2 separate regions of the Homo sapiens genome follow, and region 2 is linked to region 1. The links are chromatin contacts, found by Hi-C or POLR2A ChIA-PET in ENCODE. All regions are on one chromosome and are shown on one strand. The core of a region is the stretch at or near the end of the contact, and the rest is flanking DNA. Distances in the headings are between cores, read along the strand shown. Region 1 overlaps NECTIN1-DT (NECTIN1 divergent transcript). Region 2 has its middle 100 kb from the start of LINC02744.

Region 1 (4,370 bases), core at 1,785-4,284:
AAAGGGAAAAGGGCTTTGAGAAAGGAAGATACTCAACCTCCCACCCACACTTTCCTCCCTTTGATGATGCTCTTATATCCAGGGATGGGTGTTATGGTCAGGATAATTATCAGGATGGACTACTTGTCTAGAGGAACCAGATTTTTCTTGCAAGTTATGTGAAAACCAAGAAATAGAAGGTATTGTTAGGGAAGAGCAGAGTTCCTGGATCAGCCCAACCCCAGCAGAAAAAGCTCATGGTTGATGCCTGCCTGGGAGTGGGGAGGTAAGGCTCGGGCTGTGGAGCTGTGGGTCTTGACTCTTTGGTCTCAGACCTTTTCGGGATCTGATGAGCGCTGTGTCCCTGAAAACTGCACATACGCACAAGGACAGTGTTTGCATGGCAACCTGCTGAAGCCCAGCTGGGGCCTTGAGTTAGGAATCCCTGCTGAAGAAGGAGTGCTTTGGGAAGGAGGCAGCCCTGAGCCCAGACTCCCTGTGATCTGGGCTAATGACTGATGCTAATGACATGGAGAACCCCAAATGAGGAAAGTCCAACCCAGACCCTTCTATAATATGAAGTGAAAAGAACAAGTATTATCCATAGACTGCATTATAATTCTGTAAAAATATACACTTATAAAGAGAAAAATGTGAAGGTGACATGGAGAAATGAAAATAATTTGTGGGTGAAGAGTTTTTATTTTATTTAAAATTTACTTTAATATCATTATGAGGCTACTTTAATAATAGATTTAATTTTATTTCTCTATTATGTAAAGTGCTTTTCCTGAAGAAATGAGCTTTCAAATTATATTTGATTTAGGTTAATATTAATGCCCTGTACATCCTGAGTACATGTTTCCAGAAAGAGGTGATCCAGGAGGCTGCCAAGTGGCCTGCAGGTGACATCCAGAGGGCAGAAAATGCCCATGCAGGTAACTGAATTCTGAGGAACATGAGACCACATGCTACCAAGGAGGCAGCCAAGGGAGAGGATGCTGTGTTCTGGAGTTAGGTTTGAGTCCTGGACCTGCCATTTACTAACCGTGAAACCTGGAGTTTACCTGGGGCTGAGGAGGGGGTGGTTCCCAGGACACGGGACTTTCAGTGCTAAAATTGGGAAGGTCCTAGGCAAAGTGGGACAAGTTGGTCACCCTATTAATAAGCTATTAATACCTCTGTCAGCCTCAGTCTCCTCACTTGTAAGATGACACTGACGACTCCCAGGATCTTTGTAAAGGCATTTTGTATGCCATCTTCATACCTGTTGGGGATGATGATTATCATTGGTGGGGTGGGATGGAGGAAGAGAGTGGGGAAAGGGGTGCTTCTCCCCAGCCTTGAGATCTGAGAGACCAAGAGCCTGTCTGGATGGGTATCATGATTTGTATATGGAGAGCTTAAGACAACTGGTCTCTCACAACTGGCTTTTAACAATAATTCGTTCAAGAAATGTGTATGGACCACCTACAATCAGATCTGTGCTAGGCATTTGGATATTCCGTGAATGGCTGCAACATGCTGTCTTCCTTCCTGGGACCAAAGTCTAATGGGGGAGGCAAGGATCCATAAGGAAGTGGACAGCAGGGAAAGCTAGGGACTTCAGGAATGTCAGGTGTGCAGGGACCCTTCCCTAGTCTAGGGGGTCAGGAAGGGTCAGGGCATGTTCCTGCAGAGATGAGTAGAGCTCCCTTGAGGGATGAGGACTGGCTGGCCAGGGATGTCATGTTGTAGAGAAATCAGGCACAGGAGAAGACAGCAAGAAGGCCCAGAGGCTGGGTGCTCCGAAGGACTGAGAGTAGTTCATTCAGTCTGGCTGGTGCGGTGCAAGAGGTGAGTGTTAGAGAGGGGCCTGGGGAGTCACGTGCCCATGTCATGAGGGCCTTTGTGCTGCATTATGGAGTTTGGACTTCATCCTGAGGGTCACAGGGAGCCGTGCATGGTAGGGCTGTAGCCCAGCAAGCGTGTTTTATACCTGGCCACTCAGCAGCCCCAACCCGTATTGTGCTCAGATGGCATTCCTGGTCCAGGCTCTGGTTTGCCTGTTAGGCCCAGGTCCTCTGGGCTCTGTCTGTCTTGCTCTAAGGCTCTGAGCCTAGCCCATCTGTGGAGCACTTCTGCAGCTCCAAACCTGGTGTAGTCAATCTGGACATTCCCCTGGCAGGGGTCTGCTGCCTGGCACAGACTGTGACTCCAGAGAGCAGAGTGGCACTCCCTCCCAAGCATGCTGCTGTCACCACAGTGTGTCTGTGTGGGTTTGATGGCTGCGTGGCAATGGCGCTCAGGGCATGCCGGGGGCTCACACAGCCCAGGCAGCTGATGATTAACAAACAATTATACTAATCGGCCTAGGAACAGGAAGGCAGGTGTGCACCCCTATGCATGTGAATGCACACACATGCATGCGCACACACATTCAGATTCACTGACATTTATGCCCATCCTTTCATTGAAACTCAGGCGAGCACATGGAGAGATTCCCTGCTACCTGGATGAGATGAATAGGCATTGTATTAGTTTACATGCCATTACCTTCATCAGAGACATGCCCTTTCACCACTGACACATGGATGTCACAAATGCTGTATACACAGCCTCACATAGATGCCCGCACACCTACACTGGCCCAGACCCCTTCTCATGCCTTTACAAACACATTACAAGAATTAAAAAGGAGCATCCATATCAAGTGTCTAGCACAATGCCTGGCCCATAGGACCATTATATTCTATTTTAATATGCTATTATTATATTAAGACACTTTAATATGTGCACATGTACTGATACACTCATAGATGCACACACATTGCCCCATACATTCTTTTAAACCCAGGTGCACACACAAGAGCTCGACTCTTCCGCAAACTGACACATACACTTCCGTGTACACAAACAAGCTCACTCTCAAAGACGTGCAGGTTGCCATAATGTGTTTTCCCATTTGCACCTACACACAATCACCACCGCAATAATAATAATAGCAAAACCAGGGTGGATGATTGCTTCATATTTTTCAAAGGGCTTTCAGGCCTGTAATCTCATTTGATCCTCGCAGCAGCCCTGTGAGACGGGTGGGTGGAGCAGGCATTATTACCCCAGGTTTATGGTTGAAGAAACAGAAGCTAGAGGGGTGAAGTTCGCCATCTGGGAGGCGGCCTGAAACTCAGATCTGACTTCTTGGTAGTGAGCTTCCCATGCCTATTTGACAACTTCCAGCCCTCACTACAGAAAGCAGCAGCCAGGGCAGGGGCCTGCTAGATTCTTGATTCCTGGTCAAAACATTTCCCTGAGTCAACCCCAGCTGAGAAGTGGGAATTGGAGGCTGATAAAGGGAAACCGCCATCATTAGAAATCCCATAAATTCTCATTTACAACTCCCTGCCAGATGAAAGGAGCAATTGACTGCGTTGGAGGGAAAAGCAAATACCGATTTCCTTTAGGACTGCCCAGCCTCAGACAGCTGGTCCTGGAAGGTCCTGAGGGTGGGGGGATCCTGTTCCATCAGGGCTGTCCTCAACTCTGTGCACTTTCTCTCCCCTCTGTCTAGGTCCACGTGTGGGTCCTTAAGCCCCTTGAGGAAAAGGGAGGAGAAAAGGACAAAGAAGGCTCTCCCTTTCCCTTGGATCCCCTTCTACTCCCACATGCCTAGTGGGAGCCTCCCTCTTCTGCTTGAGCCTTCAGGACAGGTTCAGGACCCTGTCTCCTACCTGGCTGGGCCAGAAATGAGGAACATGTTGCAAGCCTTCCTCCACCTGACTTGCCAAGTCCATACAGGCTGGGGCCTTAGATCCAACAACTTAGAAAGGTAATGAGGGCAGCTTCCTTCAAAGGGCCATGTTCAGTGGGGAGGTTGCCTGATGATGAATGGAGAAGTGGAGTGATGGCCCCTTAATCTACTTCTGATGCTGCTGCTTCACTCTGGTTTCATCATTATTTTGTGGCTTAGTTTCTCTATCTGCAAAATGGGAATAGTAACACCAAACTTATAGTGCTACTGTGAGGTGTGTAAAGTCCACGGCACAATGCCTGGTACAATGCTGGGCCCCACAGGGTCAGGCCCTGTTGCCTGCCTGGGCAGCTTCTGGAGGAATGCCTCGGCTGCCAGGGCTGGAGGGGTGGTGTGGCAAGAGATGCCTCCCCAGCCTCCTGGGTGTGCCAGCTCTGGCTGGGAGGGAGGGGCAGGGAGGGGACATCTGTTTGACACTCTTATCAGCATCCATTACCTGGTGTGTATTTTCCCAGGAGCTGATTACATTACAGCATGTGTTGATAAACATTTGGAGTCGGAGTACAGAGGAAACTGAGCAGAATGTTAAGCGGGTGGTGCTTTGGTCAGGAGATGCAGAGAAAGGGCTGGCTGTGATGAGCTGGGAGTGGTGATGAGGGCC
Region 2 (4,308 bases), core at 53-2,552, 150 kb after region 1:
CACAGACTAACTCTGATAGGTGTCTGTGTGCCTTCGTGCAGATGGGGCTGGCCCTGGCTTCAGGGGCCCTGGGCAGAGGCTCCCAGATGCTGCCCTTGATGAAACTTGCAGCCCTGTGGCCCTGCTGGGAAAAGATAAGAGGGCAGATTTGAGAATCACTGGCTTTGTAGTGTCAGCGTAAGGGTGTTGGGGGATGGCTGAGGCTGTCACAGACACTGCCCATTGTACAGCTGTCTGGCACGTCGGCCCTCTAGCTTTCTACAAGTCAGAATCACCAGGCTGCTCTTGACAGCATTCCAGCTGAGCTGTGCCCTGGCTGTACTCCCATGGGCATGGTGCAGGGATGTTGGTACCCCCCCAAGTCCCCTTTGCTGGATGGGTGCAGCCCATCCCCCAGCCCCTGTGTGTGTTGGCCACTAAAGCCCCCAGCTGCCCCTTCTCTGGATAATTCACCTGAGCTGAGTAGGAGCTGCCTGCCATCAGAGGCTAGCTACATGCCTTCTCAGTTCCCTTGCCCTAAGCCAACAGCTGATGACCGACTAACAGACAGTAGGGAAAAAAGACCGGGCCCCTTGCCTCAAGGTGAGCCTGACCTTGTGGTATCATTTGTGCTCCTAAGCTCCCGGTGGATTGAGACTGAAGCTGATCTCGGGCCCAGACCACATCCTTATTTCCTTCCTTCTCCCCATTTCTCCTGAGAACGCTTCTCCAGCAACACTTTCACGAATGTCTGCTTCTGGGATATGGTTGCCCTTGGGCTGCTTGGGCTTCTGGGCTCTGATGTGCCTCCCTCTGGGTCAGATTGGGCATGGAGGGACTTGCTGTGGACAGTCGAGGCTGGTGGTACCCTGCAGTCAGCCGTGAGCAGTAGCCTGGCCCCACAGGCTGCTTCCTGAGGACCTGGCACTTCCTGAGAACCCCCACACACCCACCCACCATGGAAAGGTTTGGCTGTGGGTGCCTGCCTGGGACACCCCCCATCCTTACTTGTGGAGCACATAAGCTGCTCTCCGACACTGCTCTGAACCATGGCCTCTTAGACACGCATCACCCCAACCAGGACTGTGGAGCCTGACGTGGCGCTCCCTGCCAAGCACATCACGTCCCCTCCAGGCACTCTGCACGGAGATTTGGGTGGCTGCAGATGAGGGGGAAAGAGCTGTGTTGGAAAATCCTATTATCTAGCCAGGCCCCCACTGTTAGCCCATGCATGAAACCAATTTACAAAGTGTGAGTCAAAAGCCTCCAAGGACCGCCTGTTCTTGCGGGAGCCCAGCAATCACCCTGCCCGCGGGCCTCTGCAGACGCAATGCCGTCTGCGCTCCGTCCACTGAAAAGCTCTGCTCAGAGATGTCAGTCAGTGCCCTGGGCCGGCCACCCCCCTGCTCTGCTGGATGTCGGGAGAATGTATTACTGAGAGAGAAGAGAAACACTCTGAATGGAGCATGATTATTTTCAGATCTCCATTTTGCTGATGGCTTGAGCAAGCCCAGGTGAGACTCCTCGGGTTACAGAGGTTTTCTGAAGGTCATACTGTCTGTCCATCTTCTGTCGCCGGGTGCAGGCAGGGGCGAGGAGGCTCGGACCATAGTTGTAACTGGGGCAAGGCACTTAACCTCCTCTGAGCCTGGGCTTCCTTTTCTATAAAAGGAAAACACCTGCAGAGGGCTAGCAGGGCTCCATGAGATGACGCACACAGAAGTGCCCACCACACAGTAGGCCCTCAACACATGTTTATTATCATTTTTGCCTGAAACACAATAGTTTCTACAAGGGTCCCAGGAAGGAGATGCTTCTGTTTTCTTTGTAGAATAATCTTACGTGTCTTAGCCTGTGTAACAGGCAAGAAAGTTCTCTGATCTATCCAAAGTGTCGCTTATGGAAAAAGAAATTACTCTGTCTCAGAAGAGACCTGTTACTACTAGCTAACACTGACCGAGTACTGCCTGTGTGCCAGGCACTGTGCTGGGTATTTTACACACATTTAACTGTTTAAGCCTCACTACGACCCTGGGTGCTGGATACTGTTATTATACCTGTTTCACAGATGGAGAAACTGACAAACAGAAATTGCCCCAAATCACACAGCTAGTAAGTGAAGATGGGATACAAGTACGATGTAGAAGATGTTAACAGAGGGACACCATGAGATGCTTATCTCAAATTCAGTCACCCAGCGTGTGAGACCAGAGTTGGGGATTCTCTGCTCTGCTTCATCTAGGGAAGCTGCGGCTGGAGAAGTGGGCCCACCCTCTCCTCACACCTTCGTCCCCCTCCTCCTGGCTCCCCATATCAGATTTGAACAGAAATTGGGCCACTCCATCTTTGACATTAGCCTCCTCCTCAAATGTCCCAGCAGGCTGGGGAGAGCCTCAGAGATGGGAGCCGGCTTGGGCCTACAAATCTCGCCTTCCTGCCCAAACCGGGGTTCAGCCCACTAGGCCATTTTCATCCAGCGGGTCAAAAAGGGCATTGCCAAGGCTTCTCTTCCCCCGATCTCCTGCTTCTAGGTGTCCTGTTTCTCAGTGGACAGTGTTGATCCAACCAACTACAGAAGTCTGTCCTCCATTTCCCAGGGACAGGGGTTCTGGTCCCTTCCAGGGGCAATGAGAGTGACCTCTAGGTCTTAGTGTGAAGGATCCTGGAGGTCACACAGAACACAGCAATGACATGTGTGGGCTCTTGAGTCAAGTCAATGTTTGTATGTACTGGGACCTCACTTTCCTCACCTGTAAAATGGGGAGTTGGGGGGATTTAATGTGTACAATGCAGTGGCTAAAATAGGTTAAATAATGGCTACTACAGTGGCTAGACCCAAAATTAAAATTTGCCTTTCCTGTTTGGATCATCTGGAAAATTCACTTTTTTTTTTTTTTCTTGAGACAGAGTCTCACTTTGTCATCCAGGCAGGAGTGCAGCAGTGGCACGATCTCAGCTCACTACAACCTCCACTTCCTAGGTTCACGTGATTCTCCTGCCTCAGCCTCCTATGGAGCTGTGATTACAGGTGCCCACCACCACACCTGGCTAAGTTCTATATTTTGAGTAGAGATGGGGATTTCACCATGTTGGCCGGGCTGGTCTCAAACTCCTGACCTCAAGTGATTCACCCACCTCGGCCTCCCAAAGTGCTGGGATTACAGGCATAAGCCACTGCACCTAGTCTCACATTTCTACTCAAAGCAGTCGTAAGGTTCAGTGAATCAATGTGAGGGCTTTGTCTCTCAGCTTGATCTACAAGTTTTTGACAAACCAGAGGTGAGCGGAAAGGAGAAAGAAGCTGAGGTGAGCAGGCAGGTGTGGGTAGGGATGGCCAAGAGGACCATGAAGCCAAGCCGGTTATTTGTCTCCAGGTGAGCCTGGGGAGCCCAGAGCTCATTAGAAGCCCTTGATCAGCTAGCAGTGGACGCAGCCTGGTTAGACAACTAGGCCCTCTCTAACGGGGCCTCCAGGGGGCTGCACCACCCTGAGTGGAGGGTATCCTCTGGTCACGGGTACTCCGTCTCGTCCTATGTGGCAGTCTGCAGAGTGTCAGCACTGGTCCTTCCCAGCCCCACCCCGACCCTTGTGGGGTAGGGTGATGGTGGAGAGCCCTCAGGCACTACAGAGAGAACTGGGCTGTCTGTAACCTCCAGGCACCATGGACCATGCTTCAGAATCCCCAGGACCTGAAAACCTGCCCTCTCCATGGGACGCACAGGACCACGTCATCAGTGGGTGACAGATGCTCCCAAAGAGATCCTGCACCCCTTCTATGACCAGATAGGGCTCCACTAGCCCTTACCTGGTGCTCTGCCCCCAGAGCTGGGCACCAGCCCCTTTTCTACCGTAAGGGTCCTCAATGTAGCCCCTTCACCCTGGCAAAACTCCAGCATGGGTCTGATAGACTCTCTCCTGAAAGTATTTCCTGACCAGGACAGACACTGGGAGCCCACCTGTCGATGAGCCAGCCAGCCCTGGTGAACTTCCAAGGGTCACTGAGGGCCCTCCAGACCGTACGAAGTGTCCATTCTCTATGAAAGGGGCCTTTCAGCCCCACAGACAAGAAGGTCCCTGCACATGTGGAAAGCACTGTGGACCCAACGAAGGCTTCCACAGGAAGGCAAGCGGGAGTCCTTCCTGCCTCCAGGTCTTGGCTTGGAGGAAGGAGAATGGCAGAGAAGAGATCACAGGGCTGGTCCTGCCTCGAATAGTGTTGTGAGTCTTTCTGAGCTGAGTTTAGAGGCAGCAGTTCAGAAGGAACTACAGTTTCCCTCCTCCTGCGCAGGCCCACAGGGGTGCTCACAGGCCAACAACCTGCGCCACTGG

What was found. Hi-C counts contacts between places; a loop is a spot of excess contacts on that map. ChIA-PET counts read pairs that join two places held with the same protein, here RNA polymerase II (POLR2A). Pooled maps may share reads with other maps.
Region 2: a loop to region 1 is called in a pooled map, with 2.3 times the contacts of the local background. The contact joins two enhancer-like sites. A Hi-C loop is called at or near these places in 2 of 168 maps with a recorded cell type or tissue (dorsolateral prefrontal cortex and heart right ventricle) and 4 of 50 pooled maps. POLR2A ChIA-PET finds 5 or more read pairs at or near these places in 1 of 52 experiments (SK-N-SH).

What each region holds. Positions count from the first base shown.
Region 1 is chr11:119,736,002-119,740,371 of GRCh38, forward strand. NECTIN1-DT (NECTIN1 divergent transcript) reads left to right here. Exons shown (of 4, transcript NR_120587.1): 3 at 806-917; 4 at 3,530-3,622. Among named protein-coding and RNA genes, the nearest start is that of NECTIN1-DT, 8.6 kb to the left of the region's middle. Within about 2 kb of position 3,035, at least 4 of the 41 ENCODE cell types and tissues checked have a DNase peak (open chromatin) inside an H3K27ac peak, as active enhancers do.
Region 2 is chr11:119,891,394-119,895,701 of GRCh38, forward strand. No RefSeq gene overlaps it. Among named protein-coding and RNA genes, the nearest start is that of LINC02744, 100 kb to the right of the region's middle. RefSeq lists an enhancer at 1-1,556. Within about 2 kb of position 1,303, at least 4 of the 41 ENCODE cell types and tissues checked have a DNase peak (open chromatin) inside an H3K27ac peak, as active enhancers do.